2 separate regions of the Homo sapiens genome follow, and region 2 is linked to region 1. Evidence: chromatin contacts called from ENCODE Hi-C or POLR2A ChIA-PET data. All regions are on one chromosome and are shown on one strand. Each heading gives the region's core, a stretch centred on a gene start or an enhancer-like site at or near the end of the contact. The rest is flanking DNA. Distances are from core to core; before and after follow the strand shown. Region 1 has its middle 13 kb from the start of LBH. Region 2 holds the start of LINC01936 (long intergenic non-protein coding RNA 1936).

The links. A loop is a pair of places that touch in the nucleus more often than their neighbours do. ChIA-PET counts read pairs that join two places held with the same protein, here RNA polymerase II (POLR2A). Pooled maps may share reads with other maps.
Region 2: a loop to region 1 is called in a pooled map, with 2.1 times the contacts of the local background. The contact joins the promoter of LINC01936 here to the enhancer-like site in region 1. A Hi-C loop is called at or near these places in 10 of 168 maps with a recorded cell type or tissue (B cell, CD4-positive, alpha-beta memory T cell, Caco-2 and 7 more), 20 of 37 single-sample maps with no recorded cell type and 18 of 50 pooled maps. POLR2A ChIA-PET finds 5 or more read pairs at or near these places in 13 of 52 experiments (CD4-positive, alpha-beta T cell, CD4-positive, alpha-beta memory T cell, GM12878 and 9 more).

What each region holds. Positions count from the first base shown.
Region 1 is chr2:30,216,234-30,219,846 of GRCh38, reverse strand. No RefSeq gene overlaps it. Among named protein-coding and RNA genes, the nearest start is that of LBH, 13 kb to the left of the region's middle. RefSeq lists an enhancer at 707-1,906. Within about 2 kb of position 2,011, at least 11 of the 41 ENCODE cell types and tissues checked have a DNase peak (open chromatin) inside an H3K27ac peak, as active enhancers do.
Region 2 is chr2:30,344,609-30,348,221 of GRCh38, reverse strand. LINC01936 (long intergenic non-protein coding RNA 1936) reads right to left here and starts at 1,576. Exons shown (of 2, transcript NR_122048.1): 1 at 1,107-1,576.

The DNA of each region.
Region 1 (3,613 bases), core at 762-3,261:
ATGGGGAGCCTCAGCATCAGGAATAGATGTGCTTCTCTGCAGCAGCTGCCTGGTTTTTCTTATCATGGGTGCAGTGCTGTACGTGCATTTCTTTAACTTTTGCTTTGTGGGTTGGGAAGTCAGAGTTTGATTTGAAAGTGTACAGGACCTTACAGCAATAAGGTAGCAGCCACACTGGGCTTTGTCCTCTGTTATCTATTATTTTTCCTTTCCCTCTATATTCTATTTTTTAAACTTTGTTCTATTTTATGTGGTTTTTGTAAACTCGGATACTTTCTGTAAAGATGTAAAATATAAAGAACAAAATTACTTATGTCTTCTTTGGAGGCCTTCAGTTTGTCTTGGGACGTGGCGCTGTATTTTCCTCTGTGCAACAACTTTCCAGGGACGGAATTGCTGTGGACTTCCAGGAGGGCCCAAATCTGGCCTCCCCACACTGCAGTACAAATCATGGCTGCATCTTGGCACCACTAGGAATGAGGTTGCAATGTTAATGGGTCCCTGGAGCAGACTGACTTGTTGAGTGGTCACCAAAATTCAGGTCTTCCAAGTTTTCAGACTCTCCAAGGGAGAGTCTCACATTGTCCTCACTTTTTCCTGATTATAATGAGTGGCCAGGGACAGCCAGTGGGGCCACCTCACTCCTTATGATCCAGACATGACTCAAGTTTCTACCTGAAAGCTGCCTGGGTTTTGCAAGGACACACCACCATTCTTCAAGGTATTTAAATACCTCCAGGTGGGTCAGTCTGGTTATATTTGCCTTCACTTTGATGTTTCCACGAGCTGGGGCTTTTTTGTTTTTGTTGCTCTCCTGGAGTCCTGAATGGCCCTTACGAGGCATTCTTTCCAAGCTGACACATCAAAGCAACTCCTCCTGGTATCAAGAACTTTCTCCAACTGCGTGTCCTAGGGGCGAACACATCAGCACCAGAGGGATCTGAAAAACCAGTCTTGTCCACCTTTTGGAGCTACTCTCTCTTTTGAAGAGAGGACCTCCTAGGCCAAACCTAGATAACCAGGATTTCTGAATTCCTGAGCTTGGCCCTGACAATGTACGGACGAAATTACTCATTTCCAGGTGCCAAGAGGGCCGATCACCACAAGCAGACAACACCCGTCTCTACCACAGGCGTTTATTATCTTTTGTCTTTGGGTTATTTCAGATCACTGTGAAAGGAGGGAAGGTAGCAATGAAATCTTTTGGAAATTACACATATAATGCATGAATTAACCTCTCTTAGCTTCAATTTCCTTGCCAGCCAAGGAGGGGGCGGGGATAATAACACCCACCTTGCAGAGTTGGTGTGAAGAGTTACAAGAGATGATAGCAAACATCTGGTACGACACCTGCAGCCTGCATCAGTGCTCCTTAATCAGTAACTATTTTGACCGTGTAAAATGCATACAGTCATCTGAGCATTAAGACTTTGCAAATTCAGAGAGTGGTCCACAGACCAGCACCCTCGGCATCACCAGCCGCTTGTTAGAAAGGCAATTTTCTCAGCCATCCCAACCTGCTGAATCAGAACCTGCATTTTAATGGCATTCCCCAGGTGACCTAGTAACGCACTACAGTTTGAGAACCCTTGATTTAAGGGACAGGAATTTTACCTTTGAATTTGGCGGTGATGGCATTTCTCTTGGCAACAAACAGACAGTTAGTGAGTCCATCAATCAAGTTAAGGCAATATTTACCTAACACAGCGTGCTCCTGGGCCCGAGGCTCACCTTGCTCACCTGCTCTGCTCACCTGCCTCCCGCAGTCACCTGCTCAGTGGCCAAGACTCCGGGGAGATTGCAGGCTCCTTGTTTACCAGGCAAGCACAGATAAGGTTTCTCACAGCCCCACCTGAGCTCCTGTGCCAAGGTAAACTTGCTGTCCAGAATGGCTCCCTGACTGGAAAATGTGTCAGTCTATTTATTTCTCACTCCCACTGGAAAAAAGGTGGGGTGGGGGAGTGACTGGTCATGATGTCATTCTTTCCACGGAACTTCTCAAAGGCATTGCATTTCTCGGTGACTTCCAGGCGCTGCCTGTGTGTCTGCACAGTACGGAGCACAACTGGCCAAGAACGGAGTTTCTCTTCCTTCTCTCACCATGCTGCCCCTCCTCCACCTCCTGCTGGGCCTTTTATTCCCTGTGGGCCTTGCAGGCAGCCCTAAAAAGGAACCTGGAAGCCATGAGGTGTGGGAAAGTTTTCTTGACATTTCTCCCAGAGGTGAACTGCAGAGAAGTGGGAAAAAGGGTGAAGTGATCTTTCTAAAAGCCATACAAAGAATCAACGGCAGTTGCATTCATCAAAATTCTTGCTTACATTTCTCTGGAGAAAAGCTAAGATTTTCTCATTGGGTTTCTGTCCCCAGATTGATGGGAAATGCTAGCAGACAGCACTGGAGGAAATCTGGGCTCACCCAGAAATCTGGGCTTAATCAATGATTTCTGCCATTCATCCTTTTTACCAGGAGGCTCCTACAGCTCCACATTGCTTCCATCCCAAGTCAGAGGCACTTTCTGAAAACACAAAAGTTAATAAATTAAGAGAGGGGCCTTGCGCAGGCCAGTACAGAGAATTTTCGTGAACGAAGAGATAGAAAGCCAGTCCAATTTAAAAGTATTACAATGTTTTTGATAATATTTCAACATGTAGATAAAATCAGAGACTGATACAGTGAATAGGAGTGGACCCATTTTCCAGCTCTATTCTCCAGGGTAGACTTGTAGTAACAAACAACCCCCAAACCTCAGCGGCTGACAGCACTCATCTCCCTCCCATCCTCCCATCCTCCTAGGGTTGCCTGGGGGTGTCATGCTTGCTCAGGGACTGGGGAGGACAGAAGCTTTGTCTCTGGGCTGCCATGTTGGCCAAAGTTTTTGTGCATTGGCTCAAGAGGCCAGAAACACAAGTCAATTCCAGTCACATTTCATTGGCCAAGGCAAATCTCTAGGCTGCTCCTGATTCAAAATGGGTGAGGACATAGAATCCTACTATGGGCCTGGCAGGCAGAGAGCCAGAAATATTTGGTGGGTAGCGCTAATGATGGCCACATCAGCTTTAGCAAATATTAACACATTGCCTTATTTGCTTCATGTCTTTTTACTTCAAAGAAAGTAAATATCAGCGATACAATTGAGTTCCTCTCTGTACACCTCCCTCATCCCATTTTCTTCCCTCATTTCCCAGAGCTAAGCACTGTTTTGAGATCAGTGTTAATCATCTTCACATGTGTTTTTATACTTTTACTATTTTTACTACATTTTTTATGTATCACAGACATTGCAAAGGATTATTATGCCAGCTTTTAAATTTTATATAGTGTATAATCATATCTGTAGTATCACTATCTTCTGCAATATTCATTTCTCCCTTAGCATTACAATTGTGAGATTTTTATCTATGCTGACACATACTGTGTTGTATTCCATTGTATAACTCTAATACAATTTAATTATTCTCTTGTGGATGGACATTTAAGCTGTTTCCAGTACTGCAGTGAATATCTTAATACATGTCTTCTTGACTATATGCCTAGGAGTGGAATTTCTGGACATGATCATCTTCATTAGTTGTTGCCAAATTGCTCTCTGGAGTACTTGGATCAACTTACAGTT
Region 2 (3,613 bases), core at 327-2,826, 130 kb before region 1:
ATCTGCAGGGGACACATCTATGAGGGTGTCTATCACAATTCTCCCAGTCTAAACAAGAAATGAGATTGGGAGACATGTTGCTCTGCAGAATTCCCAGGGGTTGGAACAGGAGGATGAAAAAAGGCTTGAAATTCTGACTGCAAGTGGGAAGAGAGCACCAGGCAGTTGACCCGGACGCTAAAGGAAAAGGTGAGCTCAGCGGCTTGAGGACTTGGTGACAGCCAGGAAGCAGCTCTTGGGGACCCTTTTGACTTAGCTCCTGATTCCCTGCCATGCTGGCGTGGTGCAATGCATTCAACAGATTCTCAATAAATCCCTAAAAATAAATTATGTCTTGCAGGGGCCATAGAGAGCCAGAATACTATGTAATATTATGCATGGGAGGAGCTGGTGCTGCAAACCAAAGTCAAACCATGCACAGGGAGCTTCGAAGGATCTTCTCCCTTTTCAGCCCCTGCTAGCTCAGTGGACTTTATCTCTTTCCTTCTTCCCTAGGCCTTTTCTCCTGAGTAAATTCTCTCCAGTGCCTGATAGCAGTTTGTAAACTTTTTCCCAGATGACTGCTCTCTATAATCTATAATTCTCATCAATTATATATGAAAATATACACCTATATCTAAGGACATATATATATATATTTATATATATAAAATATGTAAATATATTATATATAATGTATATAATTATATAGAGATATATTTTATCTTTCCTCTGTTCCTTTAAAGCAAATCACTCCCACTCCCACTGCCTTTTTTTTTTTTTTTTTTTTTTTTTGAGACAGGGTCCCGCTCTATTGACCAGGCTGGAATGCAGTGGTGCAATCATGCCTCACTGCAGCCTCTGCCTCCCCGGCTGAAGTGATCCTCCCACCTCGCCCTGCCAAGTAGCTGGGACTGCAGGCACGCACCATCACGTCGGGCTAATTTTTGTATTTTTTGTAGAGATGGGGTTTTGCCATGTTGCCCAGGCTGGTCTTGAACCCCTGACCTCAGGTGATCCACCCGCCTCGGCCTCCCAAAGTGTTGGGATTACAGGCGTGAGCCACCGCGCCCCACCTCCATCTTCTACATGAGGATAAGGAAGCTCTGAGAGGTTAAGTGACTTGCCTAAGGTCACTCAGCCAATGAATGGTGGAGCCCAGCACTTAGCTCAAGCCAGGCGGCGTCACCGCTCACTGCAGGCTGTTCCCACGTGGTCAGGCGCAGGGTCTTTCTGCCTCATCACTGAAGTGGGGACTTGAATACGGCTCTTCCTTTTCTTGCATCCTCCATGTGCCCTCCTGGTAAACCAGATCCCCACGGCCTCAGCCGCTCTTCATCGGCCTGACTTGGGCTTCCAGAGCCTGCCCAGCCCACGTGGGGCTGGTTTGGCAAAAACTGGGCTCTAGATTTTGCTTTAGCTGTTTTCTTTTCCACTTCATTGTTTCCGTGGGATGTCTGCCTTCCCAAAATAACACCGGGGCATTCCAGGTAAACTCAACATCCGACGAAAATCCCCATTCAGCGGCAAGTCCGAAGGGTCCTGGTTTTTGCTATTGTTTTCCTCCCTTCCTCTGGCTCAGGCGGGGTAGGCGTCTGGGACAGGTTCCCGGTGGAGCCTGGATGGAGGGGGAAGCAGGAGGAGGAGAGGAGGGGCTTGGCCAGCTCCAGCCAGCCAGCTGATACTCCCGCCCTCTGCGCTAGCACTGGAGGTAGCCCTGAGCTTTCCCTTCTCACTTTGCTGGGGAATGTTCAAAGGCCTGTAGGAAAAGAACTGGGCAGGGTCTTGTGCCCTACTTCACTTTTATCAGAGAAAGAAAATAAAACCAAGGTGGCCCCTAATTCTGCTCTGATTTCTGGAGGCAGCATGGATGATATCATGGAGAAGCACTGGCTTTGGATTAAGCCAGAGCTGGGCTGAATCCTGGCTCTGGTGCTTACCAGCTGTAAGCTGTAGCAGCTGTAAGTCCATAAACAGCTTATGTGTTCCTCTGAGCCTCCATTTCCTCATCAGTAAAATGGGAGTGATAGTGTCCCTATTAGAGCAATAAAGACAGATGAATTCAATGCCCCAAATAGGACCTGCCCCATAATAGGGGCTCAACCCATATAGAATAGTTTTCTCTGTACTTCCTAGGATATGGGAGGAGGGGGAGTTGCTTACTTCTTCTTTGCTTTTTTTTTTTTTTTTTTTTTTTTAAGACAGAGTCTTGCTCTGTCACCCAGGCTGGAGTGCAGTGGTGCGATCTTGGCTCACTGCAACCTCCGCCTCCCCGGGGGTTCAAGTGATTCTCATGCCTCAGCTTCCTGAGTAGCTGGGATTACAGGCATGCAGCGTCACTCCCAGCTCATTTTTTTTGTAATTTTAGTAGAGACATGGTTTCACCATGTTGGCCAGGCTGGTCTCGAACTCCTGACCTCAAATGATCCACCTGCCTCAGCTTCCCAAAGTGCTGGGATTACAGACAGGAGCCACCGCACCTGGCCTTCATTGCTTTTTGATGTCATTATTACCCAAGTGCTGAGAAGGTGCTGTTTAGAGGCCAACTTAGAGAAGTGGAAAAAGCAGAGAGAGTGTCGTCAGACAGGTAGGGCCCATGCCTTACTTGTTTATGTATGTACCCCTAACAGAATTTTGTAAAGCTATCCACTGTCTACCCCCAGCACATTTAAAAAATGAAGTTCAAAAGTTAAGTAGCTGCAAAAACTGTGGTTTCTGGCTTATTGTAAATATTGATATTTAAAACCTACTGTGACTTCACACTTTAAAATGGATCCAGTGGAATGTAACATCGACAATTTGGTAGCCCCTATCATCCATTTTAAAATTTATGAAAAAGCTGATTGGCATTCAGGAATTTTACATCTTTCTTTTTATCTCCTGGAACTCTTATTACTATTCCTACTTCCTTCACAGATTTTTATCCTGACATATTATTTTCTTATGCTTCAGAGTATTTTATTGATCACATTTACATACATGGAAAAAGCCGTTTTTCGTATTTTATACTTTTTTTTTTTGCTCTTGTAGGATTCTCCCCCAAGAGCAGGGGGAATGAAGAACAAAGTCATTAAATGAAAATTGTTATTTTATTTATTTATTTATTTATTTTGAGATGGAGTCTTGTTGTGTCGCCCAGGCTGGAGTGCAGTGGCACGATCTCGGCTCACTGCAACCTCTGCCTCCTGGGTTCACGCCATTCTCCTGCCTCAGCCTCCCGAGTAGCTGGGACCACAGGCGCCCACCACCACACCCGGCTAATTTTTTGTATTTTTAGTAGAGACGGGGTTTCACCGTGTTAGCCAGGATGGTCTCGATCTCCTGACCTCGTGATCCACCCGCCTCGGCTTCCCAAAGTGCTGGGATTACAGGCGTGAGCCACCGCACCCGGCCAAAAATTGTTATTATTCTCACCACCAGTACAAGGATGCAGAGGCCCTGTGAGCTATGGAATTATTCATGGAGTCATTCCCCACGTTGGGTCCCCTTTCTTTTGTAAAACGGAAAAAGCCTTAGTGTGTTAATTCAGTCTTATTCTCAGATAACTCCATTTTAGGGAAGAAGGCCGATGCAAGTTGAGGATCTGGAAATTGGTTTCCTGATTATTATTTTTGCCTAATTACCCTCTGGAATT